Linked DNA regions of Homo sapiens: all the other regions are linked to region 1. A link is a loop called in an ENCODE intact Hi-C map of the cell type or tissue named here. Cell type or tissue: HepG2. All regions are shown on one strand.

Region 1 (8,000 bases):
AAAACACACAGACTAGAGAAACAAAGGCATTAGAACAATGGAAAGAGGTCAACAAATAGCTTGCCTACATTTTACTTTTGCCATTAGTTTATTTTGAAAAATAACATTTTAATGATTTAGACGTACAGAAAAGTTGTGAATATAGTACAGAGAATTTCTATATATCCAGTTTCCCCTAACGTCTTATAGTAGCATAGTATATTTGTTACAATGAATAAACAAATAGGCTAGGCATGGTAGGTAGTTCACATCTGCAATCCCAGCATTTTGGGAGACCAAGGCAGGCAGATCACTTGAGGTCAGGAGTTTGAGACCAGCCTGGCCAACATGGTGAAACTCCATCTCTGCTAAAAATACAAAAATTAGCCAGGCGCGGTGGTACGTGCCTGTAATTCCAGCTACTCGGGAGGCTGAGACCGGAGAATTGCTCAGCCTGGGAAGTGGAGGTTTCAGTGAGCTGAGATTGTGCCACTACATTCCAGCCTGGGTGACAGAGTGAGACTCTCACTCAAAATAAATGAATAAATAAACACTTAATGATGCATTATTATTAAATAAAGTCCATACTTTACTTGGAGTTTCTTAGCTTTTACCCAGAGTCCTTTTTCTGTTCCATGATCTCATCCAGGATACCACATTACATTTATTGACTAAGTTTCCTCCTGGCTGTGGCAGTTTCTTAGACTTTTTTTGTTTTTGAGGACATTGACAATTTTGAGGGATGCTGGTAAGAATTTTGTACAATGCCCCTTACTTGGAGTTTTTCTAATGTTGTTCTCATGATTAGACGAGGGTTTTATGGCTTTGGGGAGAAACATTATGGAGGTAAAGTGCCACTCACATCCCATTATAGCATGACATGATTGTAAGGACTGGGTTAAACCGGAGAGGGAATGCCCCTCTGTAACAGGCAGCTGCTATGGAATTCTGGTGGCTGCTCTGCGGGAGTCCTGCCCAGTGCTGACTGATCTTGATTTCTCAACAGAGCCAGAAATCTCAATGTTTATGTGAAATATTCAACTTTTAAATATTGACAACTAACACAAATTTAAAACACAACGATTCCATACTTGTGTCAGCCAAATAAAATAAATCTGTGGGCCAATGTTGGTCTATGGTCACTAGTTTGCTAACTTTTTTTGTAAAGATATAGGAATTACTAGAGCTTGTTTTTTTGCTTTTTAGAGATGGAGTCTCGCTAAGTTGTGCAGGATGGAGCATCGTGGCTATTCACAAGTGCAATCATAGTGCACTACAGCCTTGAACTACTGGGCTCAAGAGGTCCTCCTGCCTCAGCCTCCTGAATAGCTGGGACTACAGGTGTGCACCACCACACCTGGCTAATTTTTAAATTTTTTGTAGAGACTAGACAGTCCTCTTGCCTCCGTCTCCCAAAATGTTGGGATTATAGGAGTGAGCCACTGAACCTGGCCTCTGCCTTTATTAATGTTTTCAAAGCAAGAGAGAGGCATTGCCAGATTTGACTCCACTTGCTTTACACTTTACAAATCATTTCTAGTAACAGTAGTAATGGAAAGACAGAGCGGAGTATAACTGTGAAGGACAGAGATTAGATCAACCATGCTTTTATCACTACAAGAGATAATGAAGACTTGACCCAAAGTCTCATATGAAAGTATGTCTCTTACACATATGCGATGACATAAGACTATGGTATAAAAATACATAGTATGAGCAGGGGCATTAAGAGGAGGTGATGTATTTGGAGACATTTCAGGGTTAAAACTATGAAGACTGGAGATGTGTTGAATTTACAGAGTGGGGGTAAGAAAGGCATCAAAGATAATGTCAGGGTTGATAACATGGGAGACTAAAGTGGTAGGATGACATGGTCTGAGGTAGGGGATGTAGGGAAGGAACAGGTTTGCAGGAGCAGATATTGGTGTCTCTGAATTGACCAGTTGGACACACTGCATGGGCACCTGGAAACACAAATCAATATCTGAAGAGAGAGATTGTAGCAAGAGATCTAGGTTAGGGTGTGTCTTAAGTAAGGTGATAGCTGCCATCCTCCAAGAATATAAGAACATATACATAGCATGAGAAAAGTACAGTCTTTTTTGTAGATGGGTCCAAAGAACAGGGAGCCCATAAAAGATGACCTTAATAATGCATCTTGTTCGACCCCTTCTCCCTATTGCCATGTATTAAAAGAATTAGGAGTTCACATTCAGAGCTTCCACCATGCTTCCTCTACTTCACCACCCGTCTAGGCCTCACTTTTTAGTTTCTGGCCCCCATGCTTCTATCACACCTACCATCACCCAGAGAATCCCTTCTATCTTGCCATTCAGGATACAATAAAATCTCTATTGTCTTCCTTCCTTTCTAATAATTTGTTTTCTCTTCTTTTCTGACTCTTTTTCCAACATCTGCTTGTCTACATGAAGCTCAGTTGGAGAAATAGGTTCAAACCCACTTTTGTTCATTATAGGTTCTATGGCTTTGGACAAGTGTCTTAACCCCTCTGAGTTTCAATATAGTTATCTGTAAAATGGAGATAATATTTACTCCCTGCTGTGGTTGTGTGGATTAAAAGCCTAAAATAGGTCAAACATTCATTCTTGAGACTGGCCCTAAGTAGGTGCTCAGTAAATAAAGACTCACTTCCTACTCTCACTGCTTTTTTCTATCTCTTAGTGTTTTGCTTGTATCTCTTTGTTGTCACCTGCTATGTACATTTTTGCATTTTCCTTCCTACTACAGTTCAAGCTCTTTGAGGACAGAAGTAGGATGTATCTGAATTTCTATCTATGCCTTCTTCATGGCATACAGTGTGGGCTCAATAACTATGAAAATATTTACGTATGTAAACATCTACAAATTAATAGTAAATATCTGGGACATTGTAGGCCTTAATATGTATCTGCCAATGGAGTCAAACCTGCAGCCAGGTGTGGTGGCTCATGCCTATAATCACAGCACTTTAGGGGGCCAAGGCGGGAGGATCACCTGAGTCCAGGAGTTCAAGGCCAGGCTGGGCAACATAGTGAGACCCCGTACTCTACAAAAAAATATTAAAAATTAGCCAGTCACAGTGGTGTGCGCCTATAGTCCCAGCTACTCAGAAGGCTGAGGTGGGAGGCTCGATTGAGCCCAGCTTGAACCTGGGAGGTTGAGGTTGGTTGCAGTGAACCATCATCACACCAGTACATTCCAGCCTGGGCAACATAGCGTGACCCTGTCTCAAAAACGAAACAACAACAGCAACAAAAAAAAAAAAAACTGCTGATGATTTTTCAACTCTATGCCAATGTAGAGAAAATATGAGACAAGGAAATCTTAGTTTGCTTTTATGCGTCATAAGCAAGTATTATTCTAAATTCTAAGCCCGTAGGGCACTCATGTATCACCAATGAGCTATACTCCTTTCTGAGGTAAAATATTAATCTATGCTATCTCCAGAAGGAGCAGCACCCTGAACGACCCACTGGGCAACTAGCTGAAAATCCTGCCCCCTTGGCACTTGTGGCCAGGAGAAGCAGCATGAATAACAGGTGCCTGGCACGAGGCCATCACAAAGTCAAGCCCTGTTTCCCTAAACCTTACCTGGAGTGCTTTTTCATATCACATTTCCCAAACTGCCTGCCTCTAGTGTTTTACTTAGACTCCGTTCACTTCCATAAAAGTGAGAAATGAAAAAGAACTACTGCCATTCAAATAGAATTGGTGTCAGGACTTAAGAGGAAGCAGTGGGCTTCTGAAACAAGTGCTGAGAGGAAAGGCTGAAGAGATGGATTGTGGTCTTGGTTTTGTAAGATTAACTAACTCGAAGACCCTGGGCAAATTGCCACTCTCTTTGAGTCTGTTTCCTCATCTGCATAATGGGAATACTAATTATCGGTTTTCCACCTTCCTGTGGCTTTTGCTAGGATTAGGTCGAGCAAAGCAAACTATTTGAAAAAAGTGAGTTTCCCTCTGAATTTTTAGTAGACAAATAAAAAGAACAATTACAGAGGGAGACTCTATTCAGAAATGAATTAACACTGATCTACTGTTAAACAAGGAAAGGGTTCGCTTGATTTTAAAGGGTAAATCTGGTATTTATTTGATCTTTGATCATTAGAGACGAGAATTCTTTGACCTGTCTTGAAATTGCCCTCACGAGTCCTTACTTCAAAGGACCTTGGTTTTCTATGTCTGCTTGGAGCATAGTTATTCCTTAGAAATAGATTTTTTTACCTAGTCTTTCACACATCCTTATCTCGATTACTTTTGTACACACACAAATCCTCAAGAAATTATAGTTTGGGACTCGTTTAAACTTGCATATGAAGAATAAGTGCAAGAATCTGGGAAAATAATCTGTCAGTTGTTTGTAATAATCGCCTTAAATAAGCAGTCCCTGGCTTATCAAAAGCTTGCCCAAGTTAAACAAAGAAGGCAGTCAGCAGAGCCTCAGACGCTGAACTGTGAACCCTGGCTGGACCTTGCACTAGGCAGCCTAGTAACAGGAAGGCAGCAAGACACACTTTGAACCAGGGGTTCTAAGGCTGCCGTGGGGTTATAGACAGGGTGACAGCTGCACTTTGCAGCCTGAACTTTGTACCTCGACACAGGAGCATTTAATCTCCATAACAGGCACTTTGTTTCATTACTTATTAACAGTTCCTCCTTGAGTAAAGTTCTTTGTTAATGGAGCTTTAAAATATGATCCCTCTCCCCCTTATGCCTGCCATGGGGATGGGCATTTGTGCTTGTTTGCACTATCTGCCGCTACCATGGGCTCATCGTCCCTGGGGGAGGGCTTTCTCCTGTTCAAAATTGGCCCTTGCAGAGATGTCACTTTGTAATTGTGACTCCAGAGGTGGCACAGTGCTCTCTGGTTTACCCTCAGAGAAGGTAACCGTGATCCTGATGCCATTAAATGTCACACCAGGCAGCGACTGGTGTCACTTCACCTCTCCCCACCATGTCAACTCTTCTATTTTTTATCTTCCTTTTCACTTACTGCTTTTCCTTTACCATTTTTTTCCTTCTCTCCTTATTTTTTTTCTGCACGTTCAGCCTCACAGTGGCACTGGAGTTAACTGATGGTGCCCCCTGTCACACACATCATCCCCTCAGCCAAAGAAGCCAAGACGTGTTTTGTTGCAGTTGGAAGTCAAAGCAATTTAAGGGCACGTTCAAGTAACCTCCTTCCCAAATAAACACACTGTAGTTAACTTCAACAAATCAGTAACTGATACTCAGTAAGCCTGAAGGGTTAGCTATTTAAAGAGAGGGTCTGAGCTCTAGAAAAGGGAGAGTGAGATTGTTAGTGAGCTAAGCATTAGGGACCACCTGCAAAATCCATACTAGTCCTAGTGAAAATACTCAGACTTCCATCCCCCTCCCCAAAACCAGATAATATATTGCTACTATTTCAATTGCCAAATTTTGTTCAATACTGATCAATAAGTAGTCTTTGGTTTCTGGGACCCAGGAGGTGGTGACTACAGGCTATTCATTTAGTAACCAGCAAAGATCAAAGGGGCCCCCTCTGAAGCTTTGCTTCAGGGTCTGGGGGCCAACAAATTAACCTTTCGCCACTGGGCTATTTTGTCTATTTTAGTAGTTGAGCTTAGTTCAGACACCAAGTCACCCTCTTCTCATTTTTCTTTTAATCTTAAAAAACGCCTGTGTGTCTAGCTTCTCATTCAGCAAGGGGTCAGTCCTGGAGCCCAGTCTAGGGTACCATGCAATAAATACCCCTAATTCTCTCTGACAATTCCTCATTCCCCAACCACATCTAGATCTTCCAGAGTGGTTCAGCCCCCCACTCACCTATCTGCTTTATTTCCCAGGCACCAAGTCCGTTTATGCCAAAGCCGGTTGACCAAAACGTACTTTGTTAGCCAACCTAATATTCCTGCCTCATTTTCCTCTGGTTTTTGCCTAGTGTTTTTTTTTCCTCTGTTCTTTTGTCATTTTCTCTCTCCCCTTCTCTTTTCTTTCCTTTGCTCTTTTCTTTTTCATTAACATGCTCAAATACGTAGTTTAGAAATTCATCACTGGAGTACAAATGACAAGGTACAGGAGCAGGTCTGTCTTCTCTGTGCACATTGCCCTCCCTCGTTCCTAATATATTTTTGCAAGCCTGCCGTGACAAGGGGATGTGATCCAGTCATTTATCCTAGTATCTGGATTTGGGTTATTTATAAGAAAAGGAGGGAAATTTAAAACAAATATAAATTATTTGGAAACATCACATCTCCAGCTTTTATGTTCAGCGTCATCACTGGATGATCCACAGACTCTATATATCTAGCTTTCCTGTGCTGGGCTTTCCAGGGACCACCTCATTTTACAGCAAGATGGCAGGGAGACAAAAAAGGCCAGGCCATGCATTTCATTGTTTCTGTGCCAACGATCTTTTTGGTACTGAAACGTTGCACTTTTGGCTCTTCCCGCAACAGTCTTCTTGCTTCCTGCTTTCCTCTGGAAGCGTGCCAGCACCCGCAGCTGGGTCTCCAGCAGCTCCTCCCAAAGCCTTGGATTAGGGCTGCACCTGTTCAGGATTTGCTCAATCTGAAAAGTAGTAGGGCTTCTCCAGAACACATAATTACCTTTGCCCTGAAAGCAATGCAGTCGGATGCTTTGGCAGCACACTCAGGACAGCCAGGGCTGCAGACATGGCCTCCAAATTCAGTCTCAGTTACCCCAGGCAGAACACGGGAATTGACCCTTCCAACTCCTCCACCTGCCTCTCGATCCCAGAATCTTGCCACCTGCTCCAGGTAGGTTTAACAAAGTGCAAGCAAAGGTGACTGTAGCTTACATAGCTAATTGCTATAAGATACAAGAATAAAACTATGTCATATCTACTATAATAATCTAAGCTTACAGATGAGAAATGCAGGGTTTGTTGAATTTCTTTTTTCGAATAAGATGAATTCGATGAAACAAACATGATTACCCCATTTGATTCTTAATTCCTGACCAATGAGTGAAAATGTATAAATATGAGTTCAGTGTTTCATGGACATCCTAACAACAATTCCTTCTAATTTTCCATATTTTTTTGGTCTCTTCTCCCTGTATACACACACACACACACACACACACACACACAGAGGAACAGGAGAGAAGAGATGGGGAAACCAGACAGTAATCTTGCTGTAGAATAGAAGGAGCACAGGACAGGATCAGCAAACACAAATGTCTGCAGAAAGATATGTACCAACAACCTGAGTGACAGAGACTTTCCCTTAGACTTCCCGGGACCAATATTTTTATCTTTTATGCTTTGGAAGAAATAGTCATTAATTCCCAGAGTGAAAAATTGAAGAAAAGAAGTGAAGAAAAGGAAAATAGCAAGGACAGAGGCATTGCCACACTGAAAGTAGGGAGGTGATAAAGAGGGGCAGAAAGACTCTTTAAGAAAGTTGCTGTTGATTAGCTTTCTCTGGACCATCACACCAATCTCTCCTGCAATTTCTGGTCAAAAGTCCTTTCCTCTAATCACTTTTGATTTCTTATTTATAGTATTACTATTTAAAAAAAACAGGAATGGAGAATAGTGGTAAATATGGCCTAATATTAAAATATTTAGATAGAGTTCAGTGTCAGATCAACGAATTATTGCTCGATATAATCAATCAACTGCAAAACCTTCTAATTTCCACCCACAACTTCTTCTTGGTGATAATTTTGCATTTATCTTTGGCACAAATTAAGGTTAACTGCCTTTGATTATCTAAGACGAATTGCTCTGGATGAAAAGAGTAACATGACTCTTTTAATGTCATCTAGTTGCTGGTTCACAGTACTGATGCTTGCATGAATGTCTAGTTACTGGTTATCACATTTGGGGTTTTTTTTTTTTTTTTTTGAGACAGGGTCTCGCTCTGTTGCACAGGCTGGAGTGCTGTGGCACAATCATGGCTCACTGCACCCTCACACTTCCCTGGCTCAAACAATCCTCTCACCTCAGCCTTCTGAGTAGCTGGGACTATAGGTGTGTGTGACCATACCTGGCTAATTTCTTTTATTTTCCG
Region 2 (8,000 bases), 300 kb before region 1:
GAAATACCAGGGAATGTCAAGTCAAACAAATCGTAGATCTTCTCTGGCGGCTTCTTTGACCTTGTTCTGAGGTAAGTCACACCAGCAGGAGGGGCATTCAGGATAAGCGTGTTTGTCATTTGAGGCTTCTATCTGCTCCAAAAGGAACTCTAAATCTTCCTTATGAAGGCACTGACATTTAGTTTGGCACATTTTCAGATACTAGAAAAAGAACCATGACTTGACAAAAAAAAAAAAAAAAAAGTTTAGTTAATACAAAGCAGAAGAGGCAATTATTTCAAGCCATTTAGAGAATAATTTGAACATAAATGTGCAAATATATAAGTTTTTAGGTGCTGAGATTTCTTTTTTTTTTCCTGTCAGTGAACACCGTGTACATCAAGGAAGATAATTACAACTTTTTCAAGTCTTCTAAAATCGAGTAAGTTTTCTGTTTTTTTTTCCTTTGCAGTATCCAGGGATTTTGTTTGTTTGTTTATTGCCACATATGGTTTCTGTTTCAAGGTCTAAGAGCATCATATCAAGCTTTATCACATCTGAAGTTGAAGGGAGTAGTTCTTGCAGACAATCTATAGCATCCATTTAAGAACAGATAGAAGTCTTAAATTTGGCATATGTTTATCTGATGAACCTCACTGTTTTTGTTCCAAGTTTCAGTTAAATCTCATCTGAGGGAGCAAACCTATTTGTTGATTTGATGGGGGTTTTATACTCTTTTATGTGACAAAATAACCCAGAGATTCTCATGACTTAAATGTAAGGGATCCAGAAAGCCTGGAGATACAAAAACATTTTCCAAAATAGATGTGCAGTTTGTACTTGTTTATATACTTGCTGAGTATTTTGCTTTCTTCTTTGTTTTTAAAGGGACACCTAATTCTATGTTCCCACCCTTTTCTTTCTTCTCCAACTTGTACATTCTGTAACTTATATTGTCTTGACATTTTGAGGCAATATTCCATCCCTCCAAGTCTTTGATATCATTTTACTCATAAAAACTAGCCCATGAATGAAATCAGAAGAGGAAAGTTCATTTTTGTAATTCCAGCAACGAGACATCTTCCACATTCATTACCACCCAAGTATCAGTTATTTGAAGGCAGATTTAAAAAAAGGCCTGATGTCAGAAACATTAGTATGTCATGCCCAAATCATATGGAGTCTCTTGAACTCAAAGGGGAAAAAAAAGGCAGCCTGCTTTTAGACCTTCTGCTTTCCTTATTAACTTTGACCTTAGCTATTTCTCAATCAGCTGCTTACACATCCATTTTATACACTAGAGGTGTAGAAAATTTCATAAGAAAAGCAACCAGCATAAAAATGACTTTTTAAAGAAAGTTCAGTAACCTCCATATAGATCGAATATGACATGTTCAAGTCACTGACTTCATTTATTAAATGCACTTCCCTGACGTGTTAAATAACTCTTTCTCCTAAGTGCAAAGGGTTTGTGTGGCTCCTCCTGCCCCCTCTCTTCCCATCTCCATGATTTATGATGTTCTCCTGACAGGCTTCATATGTCTAGGGCCCATTAGGTAGGAAGGTAGTTTTGTCTCTGGGTGAGTCCTGCAGTCACCCCGGGGTGAGCATTACTGTTTGGCAGTCTCCCTGGAAGTTTACGGAGGAACAAACAAAAAAGAGACTCACCCGGAATAGAGGTTTTAGGGAGAGATGGCCCCTGTTTGTGAAATAAACTTTAGAGTTTTGTTTCTGTGTAAACTTTTTTTTTTTGAGGTGGAATTTTACTCTTGTTGCCCAGGCTGGAGTGCAGTGGTGCAATCTTGGCTCACTGCAACCTCTGCCTCCCGAGTTCAAGCAATTCTTCTGCCTCAGCCTCCTGAATAGCTGGGATTACAGGCACCCGCCACCATGCCCGGCTAATTTTTCGTATTTTTAGTAGAGACGGGGTTTCATCAGGTTGGGCAGGCTGGTCTCGAACACCTGACCTCAGGTGATCCACCCGCCTCGGCCTCCCAAAGTGCAAGGATTCCAGGCATGAGCCACCACACCCAGCCAACTTTTATTATTATTATTTTTGTTGTATAAATCCACAATGTTCTCTTTTTTAAGAGGATGTGGAAACTGTTTGAAAAAGATTTGGGAAAAAATTGGAGCTGCCTAAGTTGTAAATTGGGGCCACTTGTCAGAACCCTGAGGACTGAAAAGTATGTCTTGAATTAAAATATGGTCTTGTGCCTGTGAATCAGTAAAGGATGTTTATAGATGTGAAATGTTCTAATGTTATCTGGAAACAGCTGCTAATCTTGGATGAATATCAGGTGTGTGTGTATAAAATAGACCTCCATACACACAGAAAACTGAAGCTGCTAGGAAGGATCAACTGTAAGTTAAGTATATGAATAATTCAAGGTGCCTATCTTTTCTAAACTTCTTTCCTGTAGAGTTTGATGTCTGAGAATACTTGGGAACACTACCACCACTTCTCTAAGAATTGTTACTTTTAGGGCTGATGTTTAAGATGGAAATACTCAGATAGATTAAGATTTAGTCTGCAAGTATTTTGCATGAATTCCTTTAAAATGGGGTTGCAAATTTTTCAGTCTTTTCTCTTTCCTTTGAATGGATTTTATTACTAGATCAAGAGCTGCCAACAGCTAGGCCCAGTGAAATGTGGAAATCACTCATGTCTTCCTACCTTGTAATAAGGTGAGGTTTCTGAATACCTTTTAGTTAAAGGAATAATAATAATTCTTAAAAACATAAAAATACTAGTTACTGATTGTTACCTGTGTCCCGAGGCCTAGTTGCTAACACATTGTCGTGATGAAAGAGCTCAGATCAAATCTAAATTTTGTGTTAGAAGTCCATTGCTGTATTAATCATCTGGAATAAAAATGTCACAGTTATGATTTTTTGGAAACTGCTGCACTTAACTTCCAAACTGTTGCTTTTTAAAAGGCTAATTCGGGGTTGGGTACATTAATGTCAATGTCCTATAAAACTGCCAGCTAAAAAAAATGTCAGCAGAGACATTTTTTCTAGCCGATGTCAGCACAAAAGGGTGCCTCAGTTGTTTCATCTCCAAACAGCTGCATGCTTTCATTGACATTTGGTGACCTTTCTTTGTGCACCCAGCCTAACCTCTTAGGTTATTTCCTGGCCTCCCTTCTGTGACCTTTGACCAAGGCCAACCTTTAGCTGGAGAATGTGACATTTTGTTCTCCTCTGGCTGACATGTGATGCTCTCATTATTCAAAGGTATGTGAAAATAATGACCCCAAGTGACCTTTGAGTTTCCTTTCATTTATTGGTTGTTTTTGGTGCTTGTTCAGCATGTACTCGTCTAGGTGAAGGGGGGTGAAAGTGAGGACTGGGGTAGCCTTAGACGGCCCATATCTCATTTTGTTTCATTTCTAGTCTCTTTCCTTCCAGACATGCTGCTTTACTGTTTATGACTAAACCTTATTGTTTTCTGTATACTGATCAAGGGACAAATTTGACCTGTGAATAATGGGTCTTTTTGAAATTTAAGAAATTTGGTTTAGTGAGTGAAGCTCGTTGTGCGTTTCTATCTTTTTCCTACCAAGGACATGTCTGCATTTCTGAATATAATTTTCCATCTAGTAATGGTAACTCTTTTATATTTGGAAAATGAATAACATATAGAATGGTTGTAATATGTGACAAACAACTAAAAAATTTGTCATTCATGTTTTATTTATATAATTCAGTTGGATATTTGAAAGAGTCACTGTCTAAAAAATAATTTGCATATTTTATCACATAGTTATAATTAACTTGGTTATGCTTATAGATTTAATGTTACATTAATTTAAATATGTATGTATATTAATATAGAAATGTGTACAGTGGGTACTAACTATGAAGAAGGAAAATTAAATTTAAGCACTGATAAAATAGTGGTCATAAATTGCTTAAGTTAGATTTGGCATTTCAGAAACAAATTAGAGGACATTTATCTATAAGAATTTAGAGATATTTAAAATTATATTTCTCTCAAAGTATTTCACTAATTTGTGACATCTGAGACAAAGTATATTTCCATTTAAAAAATAGTAAAGCGAGGAATTATCATGCTCTTTATATAACATATATTTGCATGTATTTTGCTCCTAGTCAATTCTCTTCTCTAAGGTATTTACCTCTAGAATGGATCCAACTGCTGTGGAAAATTGAGGATAAGAGTTTAGATTGCTTGGCCAAAATTTAAGCGTGGTCATTAACTCCGGGATTTCATAACTTTCCAAGGCAAGCTGTTTAGGTGCTGATGATGAGTGACTAGAGAATTATTATAAGTACACTAACAATTACAGTCTTCAGCAAAACACAGGGCCCTCTATCTAGACACATTCAGATAAAGAAAAGGCCATCATTCCTGAATTATGGTACCCTCTAATTTAATATCCAAATACTAGAAGAAACTATAATTACACCATTTTACCAAACTGTTATTTATTTTTTAGTACAGTAAAAAATAAGACCTTTAATCCCATGGCACATTTTGTACTTATGATTCAGTCCAGTGGTTAAGCCTGAATTTAAGAAACTTTGACACAGTGCATTACTTTCCTACAAAAGACCTAACATAAAACTATCCCTTCTCATTTCTGAATTCATGTGATTAATTTCAAAAAGGACACAAGAGAGGCAGGTGCTTTAAGAAACACGTTCTGGAGAATGCATGCTTTTATTTCTAATTTGCAAAAGGATGGCATATGGGTTCTGCATTCAACAAATATTTGATAGCTAATTTATAGAGAGAAATCTACTAGACACATGGAGATAATATGAATCAGACATGGGTCTGGCCTTCAAGGAAGATGCAATCTGGTAGAAGAAAAAATCTTTATAACACACTGAAACTTCTAAGTACCACAAGAAAAAAAAATTCCTATAGTTCCATGAATAATAAAGAACTCCAACTTAAATCAACTTGTTTCACCTATTTTTATAGCTCTATTTAAAGCATTCTAAAATTCCATTCACAGATAAGTTTTTGATGTATCTGTAAAATTCATCTCTCATGTCGTTGTCCTTGTGGCTAATTAGTGTATATTGCTTTATCATCTACCAATCATCCAAGCAAACTTTACAAATAATTAGATTTAGGCCCATTAACTACTCTAGGATGAAAGTTGAAGCTAATGCCAAAGACGAATTTCATATTTCTCAAAAAATAACACATTTAAACTCCTACATTAGGGTTTGTTTTTGTTTTTGTTTGTGTTTTTTGAGTTTTTTTTTTTTTTTTTTGCTACAAAACAAACTGTAGAGATAATAATTAGAGTATGAGATTAAGCTCATTTAATTAATGTAACCAAGAACACAAATAAAAAAAAAAGTGGGGTACTTATGGAATGGCTACATGTGTACTCCCAAGTTTTATCAATACATTCTGCATGAATATTTGCTTCATAAAATTTTTTTTTCTCTGCCTAATACTGAAAATTTAGTCTTTTTTCCTTTTGTAACCAATGATATGCTTCAAAGACTTAGAAGGAAACCTCAAAAGTGACCCCAAAGAATGTTTCTTGTGATTTGCTGTGTGCAGACATGATCTCTCAGAATTGTAATGGCTAATTTCTTTCCATTCAAATAGGTTTAACCCAATAAAGGAGCAAGTTTAAAATATTTCATGGGTCCTGTACTGAACTGAAGAGAGGGTATTGCATTGATTAATAAACAGAGATGTATGCAGAGTAGATGTGCTGCCAGGGTAAAAACAGTCAACGAAAGGAAACTTTAACAGGAAAACAACAAAAGCAAATAATTGATCAGTATTTTAATAACTGCATACCTTACATTGGAGGGAATATCTTCATTCTGTTATTTTGTAGGGTTTTAAAAATAAATTATTAAATTAGCTTTAAAAATGTTTTGAGTTTCCAATTTGGAAATCCCTGGTGCATTTATCTCCTTTATTCATTTGTTATTTTTTTATTTTTAGAAGCAACATTAGAAACTTATTTTTGCACTTAGCTCATTTTGTTCTCTGTAAAGGTTCTAACTTGTTGGGCATTTAATCACTATTAAAGACAAATGTTTTCACTTGTTCAAAAAAATTTTCACCTAATAATAAAATATAACTTGCCACATAAATGTCACCCTTCATGCACAAAGTGCTTTAAAGTGATAACGGGAAACCAAGTTAAAAATGTTTAAAAATCATGTCTGGCAGGAGGCATAAGTTTCCCTCTCCAAATCCCAATAACCTAAAATTGAAGAGAGCCAAGGCCTGTTTCCTGCTTTGTGATACTGCCTTATTGTCATTCAGTTGTATTTAACCACAAAGGCCCCATGCTCCATGTGGTAGATTCCTAAACAGTCATAAATCTACCTCTTGACCAAGTATGGTTTTTCAGCATGTGTTTTGTTAAGCAACAGAAACGTGCACACAAGAACAGTAGGAAAGAATTACTCATATCTAGGTTCCCCTAACGGAATCCCCAGGTCTTTTGATACCTAAGGCCCCAAACATGGCCATGATTTCTAGATTAGTATAAATTCCAAAAGTAACACAGCAAACTCTAAGAGCAGAAAAGATGTAGAAGATTTCAGTTTTGTGCAGTTTTTAAAAAATGAATGTTTCATGGGTTGTCTGAGTAAATTTCTCTATGGTTCTTTACATAACTACAACTTTGTCTCCTTTTCACCTCCAGAGTGAGACATATTGTAATTCTGGCTGATTTCAATGAAATTTCCTGTTGCTCCTTGAGAAGGAGTCTAGATATCACCAATACTTTTGTGCCATTATTAATTTAAAGGCACATATACTTCTTTTATCTCCTGGAATGAGGATTTATTTTTATTTTTTTAATCTAAATCTACTTAATTGTTAATGATTGCTTTGTTTTGGATCCATTAATTCCAATGTAGACTATTATTTAACTTTGAGGTGACAGAAGAAATGATTTATAATGGAAGCTGGAGAGGAACAAATAGATTAATTTTCTAAACCATTTCTAGTCAAAACGACAGTCTCATAAGCTATCAAAATTCACTGTATTTTGTTAATAGATCTCTTTATTTTAAAATGAGTAAGAACATATTTTGAATATCAGATTTTTATCCTCTCATATCCAACTGATTCCTTATTTTACTGATATGAGTGAGCATATATTCCCTTAAGAGTGAATTTTGAAGTATTATTTTAAAAATTAACAGTAAAATTCTTCTGATACTATACTGGAGGTTTTTGTTCCCAAAGATCAATAAATTACTCTATAGGACATAATAACTCAATGTGTATCCTCAAATGAAATTGAAATTCCTTCCATATACATAAAATCTGCAAAGGAATTTATTTCAGTAGGATAATAGTTAATTTATAGTGTGAAGTTCAAAAAGGCAGAAGAAGATAACAACTCAATTTAGGTAAAGATGTAGCACATATAAGCTGGAGGAAAATCAATGTCAAATAGAAAACCATATCTGAAATTCAGATCATATTTAGATGCACAAAAAACTGTTCAGAGCAGTAGGGGGTGATTGTATTCCAATTCAATTTCCTTTACTCACATCAACCAGTCTTGGTTTGAAAGTCAATCATATGACTTACCAGGCTCTTGAAAGAGTAGAAAGGGGGCAGCCCATGAAAGGGACAGGGAACTGATAACATAACATTTCTAAGACCATGAATTACAAAGTTTGGGCTTAGCATGCAGTTTGGGTAGGTTAAAAGAAAGTCATTAAAAAATAAAAAAAAAAAATGCATTTTGTTCTTTTTGTGTAAGTGATATCATTCACTGGAGATTTTTTTTTTTCCCTGAAGAAAGGGAAAAGCCAGATAAAATATTCTAAGTTTTATACAATCCTTTAAGAGACTATAACCAGAAACGAGAGATTTTCTAAGGCTTGGAGTTGTTTGTCAGGGGTTTCCTGTGAACAGGATCAGGGTGGGCACAGCAGGGCATGCATTTATTGCAGTCCAGCACAAATGTCAATATATATTTTTTGGTTATGGGAAACTCAAAGAAGTTGTCTGCATCAAACTGCCTCTGGGTTTAATTTTGAGGAAA
Region 3 (8,000 bases), 340 kb before region 1:
GCAATAACATCAACTTCAAGTGATAAGGATACTGCTAAATTTGCTTTAATTAATGTCAGGTTCCTGAGTAATAAATCACTATTAATTGTTGAGTTAGTTTTTTGGAAATGGCCTAGTCTTTTTGGCTGTTGCTGATATTTGGCTGGGAAAGTCTTCCACTTGTGGAGGCCCTACCTGCTCAATCATTTACTTTACTGTTCTTAGCTTTTCAAGGTAAGAATTTCATCACGGTTGAAGGTCCATGAAATTACTCTCATTTTATTTTGCAATTTTCCCAAAGAGTAGAATTTCATAACCTAATGTGGAATTCAAAAAGGGAAAACATCTATATGATTCTACTCTTCTAATCCCGAAGAGTAGAATTTCATAACCTAATGTGGAATTCGAAAAAGGAAAACATCTATATGATAAAAAATAACTGAACTTCTGTCTTCATTTTTCAATATTTTCTGGAGATGCCAGGATACACAAAACCTGTATTTTTTTCCTCTCTTCTCCCTATAATTTAGAGATGCATTTCTGAGTTGCGTAATTTCTAAAAAAGAATGTGTGTGCGTGCGCACATGCGTGTGTGTACTTGTGTATGTGTGCGTGTGTGTGTGCACATGGGTGTGTGCATGTGTGTGCGTGTGTGTGCATGCATGCACGTGTGCCTGTGTGTGTGCACGCATGCATGTGTGCATGTGTGTGTGTGCATGTGTGTGTAAGTTCTCCTAGCTATTTGGTCTATCCTTTAATTCAACTTATTTGAGCTGGTTGGTCTCATCTAGTCTAACCTTGCAAAGAATCCCCTTCTCAACCAAGGATCCATCTTGTGCAATAGCTTCTTGCTTCTGAGGCTTCCTAGAGCTCTATTTTCAGTTCAGTTTGGATTTGTACTTCTTGCTTCCACTGGGTGACTTTATTCTTTGTAGTGTACACTGTCACATGCATGCAGGAAATATGCATAGGTAAGTTCTAGTCTGGGCTGATCCTACAGATGTTTGATATGTTGTATAATTATGCCTCCTTGATATGTAACCATAGGCCATTTCAAATTCTGTTAAATTTGAAATATACCAAGTAGCATTATTGATTAGTTAATCCATGGACGTCATAAATTCTGAACTCTCTAATTGGCATATCTTGTATTGGTCCTTCAGATTCTCAGAGAAATGTGTCTGAACCAGGGTAAGAAAGGAACGACTTTCTTAATGCATTACATTGCAATTCAGTGAATATGCTAAGCTACCACATTAGGAACCTGGCCAAGCTCTTTAGTCAATTTTCAATTAATTTTAAGTGGGGGGAGGGGCAAAGGGTGCTGAAAAAGAAATGGGCTGAGAATTAGAGAGCCTGACACTGACATCTGACACACAGACAATTTACTGAACCTCATTTTCACATCCATTAATTCAGTGAGAGCTGGATGGTTGGGCTGGGGAGTTCCTCATGTCCTTTCCACTGCTAACTTTCTATGAATAATTCTTAATGTCCACCTGTAACCAGTCCATTGCTTATCAATTTCTTTATTTCACAGGGAGTAGGAGCAAAGTAAGGTATTAAAACTCGGATGGTCGCTTTTTTTTGTTGTTCTTACAACTTCTGGCATATAAGTTTAGGTTTGAAAGAAGAATTAAACCATTTATAAAAACAGAGAAGGAAATTATCTGTAGATTTGTGAACATACACAGCAGCTTCTCATTTAGCATATAAAATTTAGAACTGGATTTTTAAAAAATAGAATCTTTGCTAAACAAATGCATATTTTTCCTTCAACTTTTCTTTGTCTACAAAAATTTCTGAATACTAGTCCCCCCAATCGTCACTTATAGTTCTTATGAAGCAACTAGCTTCTTAAAAGCTTTGAGTTTACTCATCTCTCAACAGTGATTATAAGAGCCTCATTTGCACTCAATCAAAAAGTATGCCTATTTCAATGTCTTGTTATACTTCAATGATTTTCTAGCTTCACCTCAGCAGTGATTTTGCAGGATAAGAGTGGAAACCACTGGAAAATAGAAGACTGAGGAGAATTGTGTAGCATTGTATAAGATATCATAGGTATGGGTTGTTTTAATGGACTCCTCTTTACCCCATTAGTGAGGAAGGGATTTCCACGCTAGGGCTAAGGTGATGGCCATATACACAATACCTGGTGCTGGACAGATGGGATAGACAGCAATTTATTAGTCACATATACTCACAGCCCAGGAGAGGAGGACACTGCATGCCAGGGAGTATATCACCAGGAACAGAGTGAACAACCAGGGGCTGTGGGAGCAGGCTTTGTAGTATCAAGAGGGCATGATGTCCTGGTTCCCACAAGACGACGTGATTGGCTTGTTTGAATAAATCCATAGGCTAGCTGGGAACTGAAACCTACTCCCCAGTAATAGGCAGAAATTGTGCCTGGTCACCTCACTAAGGAGAGTTATTCAGTTAGGGAGCTTTATTCTCACAAGCAAAGTGAGGAGGGGAACTTGCAGTTAGACCATTTGAGACCCTCCATTCTTAGCAGATGTCAAGCAGAAAATAATATTGAATTTTAGTTTTAGTTCTAACGACACATGGATATATGAAGTTATATATTTTTTAAAAAATTATCTAAAGCAAAATTAAGAAAATTAAGAGGATCATATTTAAATAAAATATGGGAAACAATTATTGGTGAGAAATAAAGACTAATTTTTTTTGGAATAATATGTCAGAAGATGTATTCAAGCTTTAATAAATAACATCAAAATCCTGGAGAAAATGTTTTGTTTGGATAGAAAATGGGTGAATTTTAGGATCTTCCAGTTTTAAGCTTTTATCGTTTGTTATCACCTGATTGATAGTTTGTCTTTCTCAGGGATTTCATTAATAAATACCTTTTCCTGGTTTTAATTTCCCCTTTTGTTCTAAAGTGTCTCTGCATAGGTAATCTAAGCTCTTTCTGCATCTTACAAGATTGAGGTTGGCTTTTCCGGTATTTACTTTGCTTGGCTTTCACAGAGCAAATTTGAATTTATGATTTTAGGTTTGCTCAGCTCTTTTGTATATAAGAAAATGCTCTGCAAACAACAATTCAATAGACTAATTTTTATGTAATTTATAAATTGCAACACATTTTTAATGAGAAGAAACTATTCAGAGGAATAGTATTAAGGATGAACCTAACACTATTGAAAGGCTATTTTTCAATAAATGCTAGTGTAGTTTACAATCTTTTATGGTAGAGATGTATTTACCATAACCAACTCCTTCAATTTTCCTGGTACTTGTTTTGGCACTGAAAATATCGCATCCTAGGAAGCCTGTGAATCCTGAGAAAACCAAGACGGTTGGTCACTCTAGTTGTATTCCCATTAGAACTTATATTTCAGCAGGTCAGAAATAGATACAAGGTGACTGGCATATATCTTTTTAAAGTATTGTATTTCTTGCTATATCCCTGACACTTAAAAGATTTCTGGGTGTGTAGTAGGTTTTCAAAAAATATTTGATGGCAAAATGATTGAGAATACAGCCTACCAGTCAATGTCTAATTAACTCAGAAGGAGAAGGTTTATCTCATTGGAATATCATCTTTATCTGTTAGGAACCATCTCTTCTAATTCATGTGAGATAAAAATAGTTCTCTGATTGGAGAATACCTGGCGAAGTGTGCTGAATCAGTCAAAAGGAATGAGTGTTCCAAAATGTGAATGCTAGTCAGTTTGTAATGAGTATCATTGAAAATCCCAAGTTAAAAAGTCAGATGCTTGTTTATCATGTTACTCAAAGCATCTTTAGTAAAATACCCAAACCTCTAAAATTATCAATTTCACCTAACCCTTTGTGAAGACTGTACATGTCCACTCAGGTCTGATGGTGTAGGAGAGGCGGGGCAGGAAACCCACACTTGAGAAGGGACTCTGAGGCTACTTGCTGCAATCTGTCCAGCAGAGGGCGGTGGTACACCTCTGCAAAGACCGAGGCCCACTCTGGGATACGCGAGGATGGTCAGAAAGATGCCTAAGGCCTGCCTGCAAGCGCAGAAAATTAAGAGCATTGGGGAAGGATTCTATGCAGGAAAGCTCTGAGGTCACTTGATACAAGCACAGTGCTATCGTGCACAAGCTGTGGTTTCCCAGTGAACAGTCTTAAGTCACTCAGAAATATATGAAGTCTCATAATTTTACTTTAACCTAAAATAAAACAAAAACAATAAATTATCGTTCCTGAGGGCCAATGCACTAACTACAAAGCTCATTTAAAAATGAAAAAAACACTAAATACTCAAAACCAAGACAAAACACAAATGTATAAAGTTTAAAGGAAAAATCCTAATCATTTTTTCTAGCTTCTGATGATATCGAACATGTTCAGTGCCTTAAAGTTTCCCAAAGTTACAGTGACATTCTTTTAAACATACAGGCTTTTTGAGATCTTTAGGATTCTACTAGTTTTGTGTTTTGTGGCAAACTCTTGTGGCACAGAGCAGTTAAGTGCTTTATTTAGGGACACATAGCTAGATGGAGTAGAGCCAGTTAGTTTGAAAACTAGTTTATTTCTGTCTGCACTCACCTATGGCACTCTCCAATTACATACCACATATTAAATAACATTATATTTATCATTAATGATTACCCATGCTTTAACTGAAGACAGGTATTTCTTACAAATAATAAGGTGATTTCACCAAGACTAAACTTGATAATCTGATTTGTGTCCTAAAATGTCAACTTGCCCTGTAAATAATAATTCAGAAAAAAAAAAAGAGTGAAGTGTTACTTTCCAAAGAGCAGGAAAATTCTGGGTGCAAGAAAGAAACATTATTTCTAGATATCATTAAGGATTTCTTTAGTACTTTCAGAAAGGACATAAAGCATCTTTAGAAAAGAGAAGATAATGGTGAAATGAGGGAGGTTCTGTGCTCACTAGTGACATTTAATTTTCTTTGCTGAGGATGAAGAGGAAGATGAGGTCTCTGGGGACAGCTCCTAACATGCTTGCAGCAGGGTGACATTGTTGAATGCTTTTTCTGACTTCCATTTTTTCAGGGTAGTGAGAGCTGTTTGGCTTCTCCCCCTGGAATCTGCAGTCATTTGCTACCCTACAGCAAAATCTGGGTGATCACAGTTAGGAAAAATGGGTTCTGTGACTTCACATTTACATTCTGCACTAGTGTTCATGGGCTCCATTATTAAAAAAAAAAAAAAAAGAAAGACCCTCAGGGGACCCCCTTTCTCTGGCCTTGAAAGCTACATGGCAAATCTATAGCAAAGCTATTTGAAGGGTATACGTACTTGTGAATGACATGTGGTCCGCTCACCATCAGGAACAGATCTTCTTCAAGCACAGTCCTCTAACGTGAGCTGCTTGGCTTGGCTATCCAGGAGTTCAACTGCATGTGCTGTTTGGATTTGTTTGTGTCCAAATATATGTTTAACAGTAACTAATTTTTTTTTAATTGAGACTTCGCAACGGCAATAAAGAAGATTACTTCAGAATGACCCATCTGTAATTTACAATAAACTATATTTAATTTATTCAATTATGCATATAAAGCATATCTATGCATACATGTATGAAATGCCCAGAAACCGTGCTCAGCTTTAACTAAAATGAGATCCCTGGGTCCCCTACTAATCTTTTCTACATTCTTTTTTTGTTTTGAGACGGAGTCTCACTCTGTTGCCTGGCTGGAGTGCAGTGGCACGATCTTGGCTCACTGCAACCTCCACCACCTGGTTTCAAGCGATTCTGCTGCCTCGGCCTCCAGAATAGCTGGGACTACAGGCACCTGCCACCACGCCTAGCTAATTTTTGTATTTTTAGTAGAGACAGGGTTTCACCACGTTGGCCAGGATGGTCTCGATATCTTGACCTTGGGATCTGCCCACCTCGGCCTCCCAAAGTGCTGAGATTACAGGTGTGAGCCACTGCCCCCAGCCCCTACTAATCTTTTCTAGCTATGCACAGCTTAGGGGGAAAGTATCTTCAGTTTTGACCCTGATCCTCTTACTGTGTCATTATTTGAATTTTTTTTTTTAATCATAGGTTGACTTCCCTCTGTGTTCTCTGTTTTTATGTGGATCTGCCTCAGTGTAGTCACTTCCTGAGTCAAGACAGATGTGCTAATTGGAAGAATTCTCAGTCTCTCTCTGTTTGCAACCATTTAGAGTTCAGACTTTAAAATACAGCCTTTGCAGCAGAATTTCCACAGCTTGTATTTCTGTTCTTATTTACTACTATACATAGCCCCGCAAGGGCTGGATATGTGAAACTGCTCCATTTCTGTAAATATGTCTATTGTAACTCTTGATTATATAATTCCTCTTCATCTCTACTATAGTAGCCCCTTCAAATTGGAATTCAGTATCCCTCTTATGTTTGCATGTAGCACACTATACTTGTCTTCTCACAGAACTCATCAAACTGTCTTCAAATTGTCTATTTATTATCTGTTTCCCATTAGATTGTAAGGTCTGGGGACAGGAACACTCCTATCTTTATTTGTTCATTCATGCAACCAGTGAGTTGTTTCCTCCTGCCTCCATGCCACTAGTATTTGTTGAGCATCTACTATGTGCTAGACGTGCGTGCACACACGCTCAAACACACTTAAGAGCACAGCAGACATTTTCCTTGCAATCATTATGTCATCATTGAGCTAATAGGCTAATGAGGCAGGCAGAGGTTAATCAAATAATCAAACAGACAACATGAATTATCATTAAATGTGATGAAAGAAGGAGAGGTACATGATACCATGAAATTAATACAAAAGTAGCTGGGTGTGCAGTAGGTGAAGTGAATTCTGAACTGAAACTTAAAAGATGACAGAGTTAACTAGAAGGCAAAGTGGGAAAATAGTATTGCAGGCTACAAAGCTGCAAGGCAGAAAGGGTAAGTTTGAGAAATGGAAAAACATTGTGGTTGGATAACAGACAGTGAAGAAGAGAGGGGTGGTAGATGAAGCTGAATAAACAGGTATGGAACAAATTACACAGGGCCTTGGCCGCCGTGTTAGGAGTGTTGGCTTCCATCTAAAGAGCCGGGGAAATCCAGTGGAGCGTTTTAAGCACGAGAATCACAAGACCCTGTATGTAATTGCTCTGACTCCTGTGCAGAAGATGGATTGGATAGGATCCGAGTGAATGTAGAGATTTACCAAGGTGGCTCCTACAGCAGTCCAGGCAATAGATGATATAGTTTAAACTGGGGTGGTGGGGGTAGAGAAGGGTAGAAATTGCCACATGGTAGGATGAAACTGGATTCATATAGCTTTCAGCAAAGTGAAGAAAATCTTTCCAGAAGTGACTGGTTATGAGTGCTGGACATTACTTAGAATTTTCCCACTGTGCCTTGTTCACAATTTTATCTCCAGCACCTGACACATGCAGGTTCTTGTGGTTAGTGCTTAGTACATTTTTTTTTTCAAGAAAAGACAGAGGAGAGTAAGAAAAGAAAGCAAAAAGGAAACGCATAATCTCACCAGGCTTTTAGTGAAAAGGAAAAAATCTCTGGAGAGTTTTCACCACCATTCAAAATTCAGAAATCTTTTGCTGGTGTTTGATAGAAAGTAGCTCTCAAATCGAGTGCAAAATTTGATTGTTTATTTGTTTATATAGTGGCTACTTCCAGTGCTGGGTTGACAAGGATGCTGAGGCCTGGCCTGGGCTTCATAGAACAGAGAGCTGTGCTCCTTTAACATTGTCTGCCATTGGCATGCAGCATAGAAGGGATGAAATAAATGCTACATTTTGTTGCTTCTACAGATTACACTATAGCTACTTCCTATGTTGCATCATAATGGAAACCCTCACTGAAGGTTTTGTCTGCTTACCTATTTTATATCTAGTTGTACTTGTGTTGTATGTGCTCAGATCACACACATTCATTAATACACACACATTTTGCTGTTGTTTTATTTTCACTAGAATTATCATTAGGAAAAAGAACATGGTAGTTCAGTCTATGGGAACAGATCTTCTTTTGACCTGAAATGTTGCACTCACTCTGTATAATGGATTCAAAAGACAAATAGTGCG

What was found. Peaks named below come from ENCODE experiments on the same cell type or tissue, not always from the same donor. Only the 100,000 strongest peaks of a DNase experiment are listed, where the experiment ranks them.
Region 2: it touches region 1 in a loop (7-fold over the local background); 2 of 110 quality-filtered maps call a loop at or near these places.
Region 3: it touches region 1 in a loop (10-fold over the local background); 4 of 110 quality-filtered maps call a loop at or near these places.

The regions. Positions count from the first base shown.
Region 1 is chr21:15,137,197-15,145,196 of GRCh38, reverse strand. LOC107985483 (a long non-coding RNA gene) reads left to right here and starts at 6,590. Exons shown (of 4, transcript XR_001755094.2): 1 at 6,590-6,740. RefSeq lists an enhancer at 4,515-4,809 and a silencer at 4,515-4,809. In HepG2, no CTCF peak of the experiment used is centred here; a DNase peak (open chromatin) is centred at 4,526; H3K4me3 peaks cover 429 bases.
Region 2 is chr21:15,436,445-15,444,444 of GRCh38, reverse strand. It overlaps LOC101927745 (a long non-coding RNA gene), which reads left to right. Exons shown (of 6, transcript NR_188238.1): 1 at 1-71; 2 at 364-421. Among named protein-coding and RNA genes, the nearest start is that of USP25, 290 kb to the left of the region's middle. In HepG2, no CTCF peak of the experiment used is centred here; DNase peaks (open chromatin) are centred at 24, 1,564 and 3,164; H3K4me3 peaks cover 2,981 bases.
Region 3 is chr21:15,479,275-15,487,274 of GRCh38, reverse strand. No RefSeq gene overlaps it. Among named protein-coding and RNA genes, the nearest start is that of USP25, 250 kb to the left of the region's middle. RefSeq lists a silencer at 4,063-4,112. In HepG2, a CTCF peak has its summit at 3,915 (motif pointing right); a DNase peak (open chromatin) is centred at 3,934.